Linked DNA regions of Homo sapiens: region 2 is linked to region 1. The links are chromatin contacts, found by Hi-C or POLR2A ChIA-PET in ENCODE. All regions are on one chromosome and are shown on one strand. Each heading gives the region's core, a stretch centred on a gene start or an enhancer-like site at or near the end of the contact. The rest is flanking DNA. Distances are from core to core; before and after follow the strand shown. Region 1 overlaps SMTNL2 (smoothelin like 2). Region 2 holds the start of ARRB2 (arrestin beta 2).

The links. Hi-C counts contacts between places; a loop is a spot of excess contacts on that map. ChIA-PET counts read pairs that join two places held with the same protein, here RNA polymerase II (POLR2A). Pooled maps may share reads with other maps.
Region 2: a pooled map shows a loop between it and region 1 (2.4-fold over the local background). The contact joins the promoter of ARRB2 here to the enhancer-like site in region 1. A Hi-C loop is called at or near these places in 2 of 50 pooled maps. POLR2A ChIA-PET finds 5 or more read pairs at or near these places in 2 of 52 experiments (T-cell and activated naive CD4-positive, alpha-beta T cell).

Annotation. Positions count from the first base shown.
Region 1 is chr17:4,591,525-4,598,727 of GRCh38, forward strand. SMTNL2 (smoothelin like 2) reads left to right here. Exons shown (of 8, transcript NM_001114974.2): 2 at 837-924; 3 at 1,405-1,647; 4 at 2,298-2,373; 5 at 3,621-3,803; 6 at 5,336-5,453; 7 at 5,648-5,799. Among named protein-coding and RNA genes, the nearest start is that of SMTNL2, 11 kb to the left of the region's middle. RefSeq lists enhancers at 1,352-1,923, 7,154-7,203. Within about 2 kb of position 3,672, at least 2 of the 41 ENCODE cell types and tissues checked have a DNase peak (open chromatin) inside an H3K27ac peak, as active enhancers do.
Region 2 is chr17:4,709,038-4,716,240 of GRCh38, forward strand. It overlaps ARRB2 (arrestin beta 2), which reads left to right and starts at 1,595. Exons shown (of 15, transcript NM_004313.4): 1 at 1,595-1,707; 2 at 5,976-6,006; 3 at 6,936-6,996; 4 at 7,110-7,154. The coding sequence starts at 1,685. RefSeq lists enhancers at 1,213-1,382, 6,025-6,094 and a silencer at 1,312-1,841.

The DNA of each region.
Region 1 (7,203 bases), core at 2,422-4,921:
CTGGCAGCACCTACCGGGGAGGACAGTTGCTATAAGTGGTGTTTAGAAGGTGTTGCTATAAGGATAGCACCGGAAAAAGGGCTGGATGTTTGGTAGATGCCGAGTGGCACTTGCCTAGCCTGCTCCCGTTTCTCAAACAGGGAAACAGACCCAGAGGGGAACTGATGTGGCCCAGGTCACATGGGTGGGTGGCAGCACAGCCTGGATCCCAGGCTCCCCACTGGCTCTTGGCCTTGGCTGTCTTGTCTGCCCCCACCTGCCCCACCCACTACTACTGCCCAGCTGGGATGGATGAGTCGCACGGAGCTGATCAGGCGCTTGCACTCTGCATAGCCGGGTAAATCTTGTGTCCCCGCCTCCCATGCAAAGATCTCATCGTGATCAGGGCTCCGTAGCTCATCGTTGGCCCAGAAGGACCTGGTGCCACTGGTTCCTGCTGCCCCTGCACGGGTAGCCATGCCGACCTGGCCCAGCTGAGAGGGGCAGGGGGCGAGGCACTCCTGACCCCATCATCTGGTCCAGCCTGGGGGAAAAGGTGAGGGGGCCTAATGTCATTGGAACCCTCCATCTTGACTTCTGTCCTCAGCTTTTTGGGACTCTGGGAGGAGCCCAGTGGAGGTGTTTGCCTCCCAGGATCGCAGGGGCTCAGCAGTTGGAGTGGGGCCATCCCAGCTTTTGCTGTGTGACTTGGCCCGTCACTTTCTTCCTGGGGGCTGTTTTCTCTCAACATGATTGGTGTTTTGCCAGAACGGGAGGGGATTTGGGGGTGGGCAGCTTTTGGGGGTGGGCAGCTGGCCCTAGCTGATGGGGTCTCGGTGACATTTGTGTCTCTGTAGAGTTTGGATCACGATGAGGCCAGTGAGTCGGAGATGAGAAAGACCTCAAACTCCTGCATCATGGAAAATGGGCACCAGCCGGGGGCAGGTAGGGCTGACGGCAGAGGAGGGGTGGCTGGGTAGGTTTGGGGGTTAAGTAAGGCCTTGGTCAGGTATCTGTGCCAGGCTGGCCCTTGGCCTGGCATCGGGGGGACTCTATCCTGAACCCCAGCAGGGAGAGAGGCTGCCAGGAGAGCAGCGTCATTCAGTAGAACTTGTGAAACACAGAGGGAAGTTGGGAGATCTCAGGAGGTAGTGAGCTCTCCTGTTTCTAGAGGAAAGCAAATAGAGGCTGAGGAGCCGACTAGTATTTATTAAGCTGGCCATGAGGGGAAGTTGGGAAAAATCAATTCTGGTTGGAGCAGTAAGATATCCCTGGTAGGGGAGGTCAGAGAGGCTGGAGCAGTCAGGGAGGCCTTCCTAGAGGAGGTGGGAGGAGGGCCCAGGGAGGCTAGAGCCCTCCTGGGAGGTCCCAGGCCCCTGTGGCTGCCACAGCTGACCACCCACCCATGCTGGTCACATGTTCCAGGTCCAGGCGATGGACCCCCTGAGATTGCCCAAAACTTCTCAGCACCAGATCCCCCCAGGCCTCGTCCTGTGAGCCTCTCCTTGCGGCTGCCCCACCAGCCAGTCACGGCCATCACCCGAGTCTCTGACAGGTTCTCTGGGGAGACCTCAGCTGCGGCTCTATCACCCATGTCTGCTGCCACCCTGGGGGGCCTCAACCCAAGCCCCAGCGAGGTCATCACGCCCTGGACTCCCAGTCCTAGCGGTATGAGCTGGAGAGCGTGGCCTTGGGGCAGACCTCCCCTTGGGATGGGAGAGGGAAGGCCGGGGCTGGGGAGAGGGAGTCGGTGGGTGACATGGAAAACGAGGGGCTAAGCCCAGCCCTGCCTCTGCCTGCCATGTCAGCCCCTTCCCTTAGCCCATCCTCCCGGGCTACTGCCCAGAGATGCTGTGAAATAGCGTCATCCCCTGGTGGGGGCGACCGTGGCTTTTATTACAGTTGGAAGGTGGCCTCTTGCCCTGCACGTTGGGCACTGTCCCCTCCCTCAAGGCCCCAGGCCTGACTTGGGCCTGTGGCCAGTCCTCCGTGGTATGTCCTGGGGGAAGCCGTGTGGGCCTCTATAGGGAGGGTTTGGGAGCAGTGTTCACTGGATACATGGCACGGGCCCTGGGCTCTGTGCTCTCAAGAGCAGGGCGGGGACAGTTGAAAAGACCTCTTTGATGTTGTTGCTGTGTGTGCCCATCCTCCTTTCTCCTCCACTGTCTGCTGAGGCAGGGCCAGCTTAGCCCAGAAGGTTAGCTCATCCATGCAGCGATGCCGGGTAAATGAGGCAGGGCTGGGTCAGAGGAAGGGAGGCTATGGCGGGCCCTCCCTGGGGCCAGGGTTTGTTACTTCTCTCCCTCTCTCTTCCACAGAGAAGAATTCCTCTTTCACGTGGTCTGTGCCAAGCTCTGGCTATGGGGCAGTGACAGCAAGCAAACACAGCAATAGGTGAGTCAGGGCCTGTGTTCCTGTGGGGTCGCTGCGCCCCAGGTGTCTTCTCTGCTTTGGACGCAGGCCGCCCAGGGTTGGCCCTGGGGTTGGTGCCTCCTGGTAAGGCTCGGGGCTGGATCTCGGGAGCACTGGGCGGCAGGATGGGGGGAAGGTCTGAGCAGGGGGAGTGAGGCAGTGGGCCTCGGTGGAGAGTTTCATTTGGAGAAATATGGTCACAGCCTGGTTTCTTTGTGGGACCTTCAAGTCAGTCAAAAGATTGGAGGAGTGGCCGGGCGCGGTGGCTCACACCTGTAATCCCAGCACTTTGGGAGGTTGAGGTGGGTGGATCACCTGAGGTCAAGAGTTCGAGACCAGACTGGCCAACATGGCAAAACGCTGTCTCCACTAAAAATACAAAAATTAGCTGGGCATGGTGGTGGGTGCCTGTAATCCCAGCTACTTGGGACGCTGAGGCAGGAGAATCGCTTGAACTCGGGAAGCGGAGTTTGCAGTGAGCCAAGATGGTGCCACTGCTCTCCAGCCTAGGTAACAGAGTGAGACTCTATCTACAAAAAATAAATAAATAAATAAATAAATAAATGAATAAAAAACAAAAAAATATTGGAGGAGGCCTCTCAGCCGGCAGGAGGGAGAGGACAGGAGCTTTGTCTTCTTCCATCCCAGCCAGCTGGGGTCCCTCAGAGCCCGGAACTTCCTGCCCACGGGCTGCGAGCAGGGGCAGGTGAGCAGGTCCTTCCCTGTGGCACAGGCCTCCCCCCAGCCAGCCAGCGGGACTGTGATTGGGGATGGGGGTAGGGTAGCAGGCTTGGCTTTTTTTTTTTTCTTTAATAATAAAAGGAGAATTGTGACTTTCTGGCAAACCGTTCTGGGGAAAACAAAGGGGGTCTTATCGCATGGTGGTGGAGGCAGGAGGCCTGGTCCCTCCGGGGCTGGTTCTGAGCACACCTCCTGCCTGAGGAGGGGGTCCCTCTGTCCTCCCCAGGCATTGACACCTGCAAAGGGGTGGTTATGTCCAGATCGGGCCCAGCGTCTCCTGAGTTGAGCCTATTGGCCAGTCCCTCCAGCCAGCACAATTCAGAAAACCTGTCAAACCAGCTAGGGACCGGAGCAAGGGGGCCTCTTCTCTGAGCGCCCATCACGGTGCAGGCTGCCTTGTCCACACTCAGTGCAATGGAGACCTTGGGGCCTGGTGAGCTAGTGATGGCTGCTGGGCCCAGGTCCCAACTCGGCGATTCTTTCCTCAGCCCACCGCTGGTGACACCACCCCAGTCGCCCGTGTCCCCGCAGCCGCCAGCCATAACTCAGGTCCATCGGCAGGGGGAGCGTCGCAGGGAGCTGGTGAGGTCGCAGACGCTGCCCCGCACCTCGGAGGCGCAGGCCCGGAAAGCATTGTTTGAGAAGTGGGAGCAGGAAACGGCGGCCGGCAAGTACGGATGCCCACTCACAGACAGGCCCGGCCCCACGGTGTGCCCAGACCCAGACGGGGCTTGGGTGGGTGCAGCAGGGCAAGGTTCAGCCCTGTCCTGTTCCCCAGGGCGCTGTTGCCCAGGACAAGATCTCTTGGGCAAGGCACAAAGTTAGGGCTGGGCCACAGGGCAGCTTGGGGGGACAGAGGACCCCAGTTGTTGGGGGAGATGGCTGTGAGGCAGGGAGCCAGGAAGGCTTGGTGAGAGCCCCTCTCTCCTCCTCCATTCCCGAGGCCCCCTGTCCTGTCTCTGGTGCCGCCAGGCTGCCCTCACACCCACATTCCCCAGGGGTTGTGGCTCCTCTGGTTTCTGGGCATGACCGGGGACTGGATGGGGACTGGGATTCCTGGCCAGAGCTGGGAGCCCCAGCATGGGGTTGGTCTTGCCCAAGGACCGAAGGTGATGCCACGGGGCCGAGTGGCCTCCAGCCTGCTACTAGGTCTCGAGCGACGGCTCCTCAGGCTCCAGCCCACCTTTGCATATTCAGCCAGTCCTCGTGTCAGTGCATGGTATTGATGCCTGCTGTGTGCAGAGTGTGGCCCAAGCGTGGTATTGATGTCTGCTGTGTGCAGGGTGTGGCCCAAGCGTGGTATTGATGTCTGCTGTGTGCAGGGTGTGGCCCACGCGTGGTATTGATGCCTGCTGTGTGCAGGGTGTGGCCCAAGCGTGGTATTGATGTCTGCTGTGTGCAGGGTGTGGCCCACGCGTGGTATTGATGCCTGCTGTGTGCAGGGTGTGGCCCAAGCGTGGTATTGATGTCTGCTGTGTGCAGGGTGTGGCCCAAGCGTGGTATTGATGCCTGCTGTGTGCAGGGTGTGGCCCAAGCGTGGTATTGATGCCTGCTGTGTGCAGAGTGTGGCCCAAGCGTGGTATTGATGCCTGCTGTGTGCAGGGTGTGGCCCAGGCCTTGTGGGATAATGAAGACGACAGCCAGTCCCTGCTCGACTCTAGTGAGGGGGACCGACCCCGGACATCTCCCCACTGGCCCCAAACAACCTGGCCTAGGCCATTAGGGACTGTCCTTGGGGCCCAGAAGAGGAACTCATCCCTCCTGGCTAGGAAAGAGCCATCAGGGAAGGAGGCACCCCATTAAGAGGGGAGCTCAGAAGGAGGAGTGGGAGGAAGGAGCTGGGAAAGGTGTTCCAAAGCAGAAGGCAGGGGCCCAGGGCCATGTGAGCCAAGGTCTTCTGTCTCAGGATTCCCAGGTGACCCCTGCTTCCTGGATGGGGAATAAACAGGGGACCTGGAGGGCTGTAGGGGTGTGGACGGTCCTGCCACATACCATCAAAGGAGGCTGTGTCGCTGGTACATGGGCTGTGCCGTGGACGTGGGCACAGCTGAGCCCACGTGTGCCACCAGCATCTCCCCTGGGTGAGCAGAGCAGGTGGGAGCACCCTCCTTGGTGGTGCCAGGACAGCCTCCCCTGCCCCAGACCCGCACTGGGAGATGGCAGCTGGAGGGGCCCCCGCAGCAGGCCTGCCGTCTCTCCGCAGGGGGAAAGGCGAGGCCCGGGCCAGGCTGAAGCGGTCGCAGAGCTTCGGCGTGGCCAGCGCCAGCAGCATCAAGCAGATCCTGCTCGAGTGGTGCCGCAGCAAGACGCTGGGCTACCAGGTGAGCCCCGGCTCCCCTCCGGCTGCTGGGACGCCCCAGCTAAAAGCTTGACCAAGCGTCGCCCCTGTCCTTGTTCTCCCGCCTGGGCAGGAGCCCGCTGAGGCTGGGGTTAAGGGGTAGGAACCACGGTAATTATGCCTTCCGAGTGGGTGCCCAGCTGCCCTCCCGCACTGACCCCACTCACCCTGTTGCAGCACGTGGACCTGCAGAACTTCTCCTCCAGCTGGAGCGACGGCATGGCCTTCTGCGCCCTGGTACACTCCTTCTTCCCCGATGCCTTTGACTACAACTCCCTGAGCCCCACGCAGAGGCAGAAGAACTTCGAGCTGGCTTTCACCATGGCCGAGTGAGTATGGTGGCTCCTGCTGGCTACCAGCCCCAGCCCAGTCCCTGAGCCCAACTTCTTCCCCAGGTGGGGCATGGGGGCGAGTGGGATGTCGGGCCGCTGTCTGCAAAGCTGAAGGACCCTGGGGCCATGTGGTCTGTGTACCTCTTGTGCAGATGGGAAGACTGAGGCCTGGAGAGGGATTTTCCCAGAGTCACACAGCACTCAGTGGTGGAGGGGGACTCCGTTCCTGGGGACCTGCCCTTTTTGCTAGGTGCCCAGCTTCTGAGGTGCACTCTGGGAGACCAGCCACAGACCAGGCATGAAGGGCAGCAGGACAGGGTCCCCCAAAGCTCTGAATCTGTCCTCTCTGGACTGATGGAGAGATGCCGTTGCTTGCATGAGCCACAGCTGCCAGTTAGCAAGGAACTGGATATGACCTGGGCCACTTAAAAGGAGATTTTTGCTTCCAATAAGATTTTCCTTCCCGAAATGGTGTTCTGGCATTTATTGTGAAATTGCCTAGCTTCTTAGGTCCCACCTCTAGGGTGAAGATTTGGGGGTGGCTCTGGGGTCAGGAGGCACCTGGAAAGCCAGTTCGGGATTTGGTTTTTGGCCGAGGGCCTCAGGAGAGTTGGCAAAGTCAGGTCTGTCTGCCAGGGCTCCAGCGGCGGACGGGGGCACAGTCAAGAACTGGGCGAGGAGAGTTTAATAAAGGGACCCTTTACAAAGGCGTGGGCAGGAATGAGGTCGTGGGTCAGGCCTCATGCAGCAGCCTCGGGATAACAGCAGTGTGGCGGATCTCAGCCCGTGGCCTGGGTGCGGAGGACTGTCTGATAAGAGCTGCGCTTTGGGCAAATGGTTGCAGTCAGCTCGCTGCGACCTGGCAGGGAGGGAGCTGTGGATAAGTGTCCCAACCTCATTCCCCTCCTGCCTCACGCCAGGGCCTCATGGTGACTGAACCCAATCTGAAGACAGAGGGCCAGGGCTGTGGTTCATCCTGGCCCCCAGGGCAGGGAGCAGGGCACAGATGAGTGGTGTTCGGGGCTGCCCAATGCTAAGCTCTCTGAAGCTCAGAGAGAAGTAAGGCCGTCCCCAAAGCCGAGTCTTCTGGAGGGCGCGTTTGTTATTCTCTCCCTGCCTTTGTGCCTTGTGTTGTCAGCCTCTGACGTCGGTCTACAACCGACCTTGTTTGTTTCTGGTCTGAGTCCTCAGTGCCCACATTTAAGAGTGGTCCTTGGCCGGGCACGGTGGCTCCCACCTGTAATCCTAGCACTTTGGGAGGCCAAGGCGGGTGGATTGCCTGAGCTCAGGAGTTCGAGACCAGCTTGGGCAACACGGCGAAACCCTGTCTCTACTAAAATACAAAAAATTAGCCAGGCATGGTGGCAGGCGCCTGGAGTCCCAGCTACTCAGGAGGCTGAG
Region 2 (7,203 bases), core at 345-2,844, 120 kb after region 1:
GTGGATCCCGCTTGGGGGCCGCAGGTGGAGCTGCCTGCCAGTCCGCATGTGCTTGCACTCCTCAGCCCTTGGGTGGTCGATGGGACTGGGTGCCTTGGAGCAGGGGGCGGTGCTCGTCGGAGAGGCTCGGGCCGCACAGGAGCCCACGGAGGGGGAGGGGAGGCTCAGGCATGGCGGGCTGCAGGTCCCGAGCCCTGCCCCGAGGGAAGGCAGCTAAGGCCCAGCGAAAAATTGAGCACAGCAGCTGCTGGCCCAGGTGCTAAGCCCCTCACTGCCCGGGGCTGGCCGGCCACTCCGAGTGCGGAGCCGCCGAGCCCACGCCCACCCGGAACTCGCGCTGGCCCGCAAGCACCGCGCGCAGCCCGGGTTCCCGCCCGCGCCTCTCCCTCCACACCTCCCCGCAAGCTGAGGGAACCGGCTCCGGCCTTGGACAGCCCAGAAAGGAACTCCCACAGTGCAGTGGCGGGCTGAAGGGCTCCTCAAGCGCGGCCAGAGTGGGTTCCAAGGCCGAGGAGGCGCCGAGAGTGAGTGAGAGCTGCCAGCACGCTGTCACCTCTCACCACTGCACTCCAGCCTCGGCGACAGAGTGAGACTCTGTCTCAAAAAAAAAAAAAAAAACAAGAAAAAGAAAAAAAACTTCTGCGCATCCTTCAGAAAGACTGTCCTCATCTGTTCCCCGCTCTGGACAGCCTGCACTCCCTCCACCCCCGCCCGGGCCAATTGCTGTTAGCGGCTGTGTCTTCTGACTCAGACCTCTGTAATAGCATTCCTGGGTAATACCTGTGTATGTGTCTCCTCAACTATTCTAGGAAGGCAGGGGCCATGGTAATTCGTATGTGTCCCCATCGATTGGCATAGTGAATAGCATAACATAGGCACGGATGGATGGGTCCATAGATGGACCGATGGATGGGAGCGGGTGAGTGAGTGGATGTTAGCTGGGATGGGTGGGTGAAGGAGATGGATAGTCAGAGACATTGGAAAAGGGAACCCTGCGAAGATCAAATGCAAACACCAGGAGGAGCTGACACGCTGCAGTGAAGAAGCGGGAGGGCTGGCCACAGAAGGCGGCACGCTCCGAGTGGAGCAGGTGAGCGGCGCGCACTGAAGCAAGCATCACGCAATTGAACCGCTCACCCACGTGTTCCCCCCCACCATCCTCCTTCCCAGACGGCGCTTCAGCTCATTCCACCGCCCCCAGCAGCCCGGTCGCCCCCACCGCCACTGAGAAAGCAAACAAAGGGGAGGAGACCCCTGCAGGTTCTGGATGCCGAAGGCCAATCGAAAGACTTAGATCCCCTGGAAGGCGGGCGCCTTGGTTTAGGGGGGTCCAATCGGTTTCAAGGGGTTGCAGCGGGGCGGGGAGATGGGCGGGAGGAGTGGGAGCTGGCCCCGCGCGCGGGGGAGGGCTACCAGGCTGGGAAGGAGCGCGAAGGGCTGGGGGCGGAGCCAATGGCCCCGCGTGTCTGCTAGGAGAGGGCGGGCAGCGCCGCGGCGCGCGCGATCCGGCTGACGCATCTGGCCCCGGTTCCCCAAGACCAGAGCGGGGCCGGGAGGGAGGGGGAAGAGGCGAGAGCGCGGAGGGCGCGCGTGCGCATTGGCGCGGGGAGGAGCAGGGATCTTGGCAGCGGGCGAGGAGGCTGCGAGCGAGCCGCGAACCGAGCGGGCGGCGGGCGCGCGCACCATGGGGGAGAAACCCGGGACCAGGTAAGGGAGGTGGGGCCACGCGGCGGGGCATGGGCGGCGGCTCGGGGCGGGGGCTGGGACGGTCCCAGACGAGGGCGCAGCGGAGAGGATCTGGGGGCCGGACGCCTGGGTCCCTAGGGACAGCCATCCGGGGCCGCACGCGCAGGTCCTCGAGGATAATGAGGGTGGGGGGGAAATGCCCGGGCCCCTGCAGAAAGCGAGGCCTGAGGGGGATCAGAAAAACCGGTGTCGGGGTTCTCGCAGGGATGTGGGGCCAGACTACTGGGCTCTCCCGTGCAGGCTGCGATGCAGGGATGGAGGAAGGAGGAGCAGGTGGCTGGCCCCGAGGGGTCGTGTACGGGGAGGCTGGATGCCGGGACGGGGGGGATCCACTCCAGACTCGCGCCAAGCCAATGGAAAGCCTCCTATCCAATATCCCCCAGGTAGTCGCGCTGCCCACACCTGTCCCGAGGGCCGGGTGGCTCCTCACCCAAACTTCTACCTTCCCTTGGGTTGCCAGGAGCAACAGCTTCATCTTGGGGGAGCCGAGTGCGTGGCGACCCTCCCTGAAACTAGATCGTATCCCTCTCTCTGGGGGTGGGGGAGGCAGTATTCACCCTGGGCGCGCGTCCACTCCCCGGATGTTTTCTGTGCAATCGAGGCTCTTTCCTTCCACTGATACCCCGAGTTCTCTTTTTTGGTCTCTAGCAAAATCCACTTCCTGTTGTGACTCAACACCCCCAAGGGGCAAGGGGTGGATGCCTGAGTCGCAGGGGAGCGGGAGCAAAAGACGAAAAGGTTGGGGCTGTAGGCCTCAACTCAGAGGGTATCAGGAATAGGGAATTGGTCCTGAGCTCTGGCTTGCTCTGCAAAACATCATATCAACCCCACTTCCAACCTATAGAGTATGAGAACCCGGGTTTCTGAGCATCAAGTAGACGAGCATCAGAAAGAGATCATCAGAGAGATGATCCGTCTCCTGGATCAGGGTTTAAACATCCCAGAGAAAGGGGAAGTTGCTGACTTGTGGGAGGCCCCTGATTTCCGTCATGTGGTTCAGGGAGTGGGACGGATGGACCAAAGGAGACTGCTAACTTGGCACAATTTCCCTCACCCCCATGAAATTCTGGGCCACAGGAAATGGAGCGAATAGCAGGAAGTGTGAAAGGACATCTGCTTCAGCTACCCCTGCTCCCACTGGGCACCTCCCTGGTCATCCCCACACTCTGCCTCCTTGGCCAGCCTAGTATATGCACGCTGCTCCTCCCCAGCCTGGCAGGAGGTGGCTGGGTTAGGATCCAAAGGGCAAGTGCCTTGCAGCTGCTCCAGGGCAATTGCCCCAGAACCACACTCCAGTTGGCCCACTGATTGTGGCTGTCACAGCCCTGTGCCAGGGCTCCTAATGGGAGGACACCCTGGGACAAAGAGGAAAACCAGAAGCAAAGGGGAGGGAGAGCCTGGATGATGCCACGGCACTCAGCTCCCAAGTTGGGATGAAAGATAGGGTGTTTATTCTAGCGGCTACCATATCGATGTGTATTCTCTTTTATTGGTTAGGAATACCTGGGGCCCTCCATACCCTTTGCCTTACAACCTTTGGACAGCTTGGCTTTCTGGGAAGAAGGGGCAAGTGAAGTTGTAGCAGAAACTGGGCCTATGGTAGAAACCATGTAGGGCCAAAGGCCAGGGTCATTGCTCTCCTATATGCTCCAGCTGTCAGAGCTGGAGACCAGATGGAAAGATGGTTAGGTCTTACCCAGACACTGTGGTAACCTGCCCATTGGGGTCCTCTGGGAATGGGGTGGTAGACTTGGAAGAGGGATGGGCTAGTTGGCAGGATTTCACGTTTCTGCTATCTATCTGAGGATCCTTTCCAGGGATCACTGCTGAGGCAGAGTGGATTGGAAGGAGTAAGGTGGTGCTTCAAAGAACAGGCCCACAATTGGCCAGATCACTGGGGTTGCCAAACACTTCCTTACCCTCCCAGCAATGGGTGGAGTCCAGGCTTAAATTGTTTCAGCAACTGGAAAGCAAATAACCTTCAATTCAACAAACTATTTATGCCAACTGCAGAGACAGATAGTGTAATATTGATCGAGAGGATGGACTCGGAGCCAGACTGCCTTGGTTTCTATTAATTCCCACCATTTACTCCCTCTGTGACCTTGAAACACTTGACCTCTCTCTGCCTCAGTTTCCTCACCTGTAAAACAGAGATATTAGGAGCTCCATCACTGGGTGGTTTTATTTAATTTAATTAATTTATTTATTTATTTATTTTTTGAGACAAAGTCTTGCTCTGTCACCCAGGCTGGAGTGCAGTGGCTCAATCTCAGCTCACTGCAACCTAAGGCCGGGCACGGTGGCTCACGCCTGTAATCCCAGCACTTTGGGAGGCTGAGGCGGGTGGATCACCTGAGGTCAGAAGTTGGAGATCAGCCTGGCTAACATGGGGAAACCTCGTCTCTACTAAAAAAATACAAAATACAGGCCAGACACAGTGACTCAAGCCTGTAATCCCAGCCTTCTGGGAGGCTGAGGCGGGCGGATCACTAGAGGTCAGGAGTTTGAGATCAGCCTGGCCAACATGGGGAAACCCCATCTATACTAAAAATATAAAAATTAGCGGCCGGGCGTGGTGGCTCACGCCTGTAATCCCAGCACTTTGGGAGGCTGAGACAGGTGGATCACGAGGTCGGGAGATTGAGACCATCCTGACTAACACAGTGAAACCCCATCTCTACTAAAAATACCAAAATTCGCCGGGCGTGGTGGTGGGTGCCTGTAGTCCCAGCTACTCGGGAGGCTGAGGCAGGAGAATGGCGTGAACCCGGGAGGCAGAGGTCGCAGTGAGCCGAGATCGCACCACTGCACTCCAGCCTGGGCGACAGAGTGAGACTCCGTTTCAAAAAAAAAATTAGCCAGGCATGATGGCAGGCACCTCTAATCCCAGCTACTCAGGAAGCTGAGGCATGAGAATCGCTTGAACCCAGGAGGTGGAGGTTGCAGTGAGCTGACAGCGTGCCACTCTACTCCAGCCTTGGTGATAGAGTGAGACTCCATCTCCAAAAAAAAAAAAAAAATACAAAACATAGCCGGGCATGGTGGCTCACTCCTGTAATCCCAGCTACTCAGGAGGCTGAAGCAGGAGAATCACTTAAACCTGGGAGGCGGAGGTTGCAGTGAGCTGAGATCGCACCACTGCACTCCAGCCTGGGCAACAGAGTGAGACTCTGTCTCAAAAAACAGAGTATTACAAGAGATGACACATTTGAAACACTTGGAACAGTGCTGGGCATGGAGTAGTCACTCTGAAATGTTAGCAGCATTACCATCTTCATGATATGGCTGGCATTGTGCTGGAGATGCCTAAATTAATAAGGCCTCTGAGGCTCACAGTCTGAGGAGGGAGGGAGCTAACTATCCTTGTGTGCTACCACACCACAAGTAAAACATAAACAAGGTGTGACAGGAACCCAAAACAAGGAGCGACCAGGGTCTGGGCTGGGTCAGCTTCCTAAAGGCTGGGCCTTAAAAGACAAATAGGCTTTTAAGCTCTTGAGGTCGGAGTTGGGGACAGTTGGAGGTGAGTAGAGTCGAACTTGGGTAGGGCCTGTGGTAGAAACTATCTGAGGGCCAAAGGCCAGGGTCATTGCTCTCCTATATGCTCCAGCTGTCAGAGCTGTAGACCAGATGGAAAGATGGTTAGGTCTTATCCAGACACTGTGGCTACCTGCCCATTCGGGTCCTCTGGGAAGAGCCTGGGTGGTTCCTAGGGCAACCAGTGGCCATTACTGGGGAGGGAAGGGGACGAATGAGGGTGGACAAGACAAGGGGCATTTCCCCTTGCCACCACGTTAGAAATAGGAAGGACCTTCCGGGAAGAAGGGTTCCCCTTGCCACCACGTTAGAAATAGGAAGGACCTTCCGGGAAGAAGGGTTCCCCTTGCCACCACGTTAGAAATAGGAAGGACCTTCCGGGAAGAAGGGTTCCCCTTGCCACCACGTTAGAAATAGGAAGGACCTTCCGGGAAGAAGGGTTCCCCTTGCCACCACGTTAGAAATAGGAAGGACCTTCCGGGAAGAAGGGTTCCCCTTGCCACCACGTTAGAAATAGGAAGGACCTTCCGGGAAGAAGGGGAAAGGGGCAGAGCTGGGCAAAGCCCCACAGCCTCAGGCAGGAGGCCTGGGTGAGCACTGCTTCTCAGGCCTGGGAGGGAGAGGGTCCTGGTGTGGGGTCCCTGCTGAGTCTGAGGGAGGCAGTGGGGTTTCCCTTTCTGTTTTGTTAGGGTCTTCAAGAAGTCGAGCCCTAACTGCAAGGTGAGTCTCCACAGCACTTACCCTTTTGACCCTCCCTGGGCCCCAACAAAGCCCAGCCTTCCCCTAGACGATCCCCAACCTACCCAAAGATGATCCCCAACCCCTAGCTCCCCACTTCCTGTGACAGCTAAGCGCCGACTTCCTTCCCTCCTGAAGCCCCTTGCCGCAGAGGCTGCTCAGCCTGAGCCAGCCACAGGGCTGGGTGGGGCAGGCTTGGGTCCCCAAGCAAGACCACAGAGGAGGAGGCCAAAAGCAAGCCATGTGCCTGTAGCCCTCCTAGGAGCCAACCCAAGGTGCGTGGGGCTGGGAAAACCTAACAGCCCCCGGGCTATGGCCTATTTATCCTAGAGCCCCTTGAGGGGACCTAGTGAGGGTGGCAGCTGCTCTCTAGCTGGCTGGTTGGGCTGAGTTCTCCCCGAGGATCCAAACACACACACACACAGACACACACACACATACACACATACACACACACCTGGCTGGTTGGGCTGAGTCCTCCCTGAGGATGCAAACACACACACACGGACACACACACACACACACGGACACACACAAACACACCTCGCTGGTTGGGCTGAGTCCTCCCTGAGGACACACACAGACACACATGCACATACATGTTCACACACACACCTGACTGGTTGGCTGAGGACACACACACACACACACACACACACACACAAACACACACACACCGGGCTGGTGGGCAGAGGTGTGCAGAGATAAAGGAGCAGCTCAAAAGCCTAAAGGTCCACTAGTCTGAGAAACGCCACCACCCTCACTTTCCAACACTATTGGGAGGAAACCTGGAACAACTCCTTCCTGATAGCCCAGCCTGGAGATCCCCGGGCAGGGCAGCCAGTTTTGAGGGCTCCGATGCCCTGTCACCATCCTCCCCAATCTCCCCTGTGACCCCTTGACATCCTCAGCTCACCGTGTACTTGGGCAAGCGGGACTTCGTAGATCACCTGGACAAAGTGGACCCTGTAGGTAAGTTTTCCCAGAAAGGGACAGCTCGTTCCCCAAGAGGGGAAGAAGTTCCCGGGCCCAGGAAAGCGGGGAGCGGCCCTTTCAGGAAGTGAGCTGGTGTGTCCCCCTCCTAGATGGCGTGGTGCTTGTGGACCCTGACTACCTGAAGGACCGCAAAGGTACTGGCCCCAAGTCCAGGGGGCCCAGGGAAAGTGGGGGCTAGGGAAG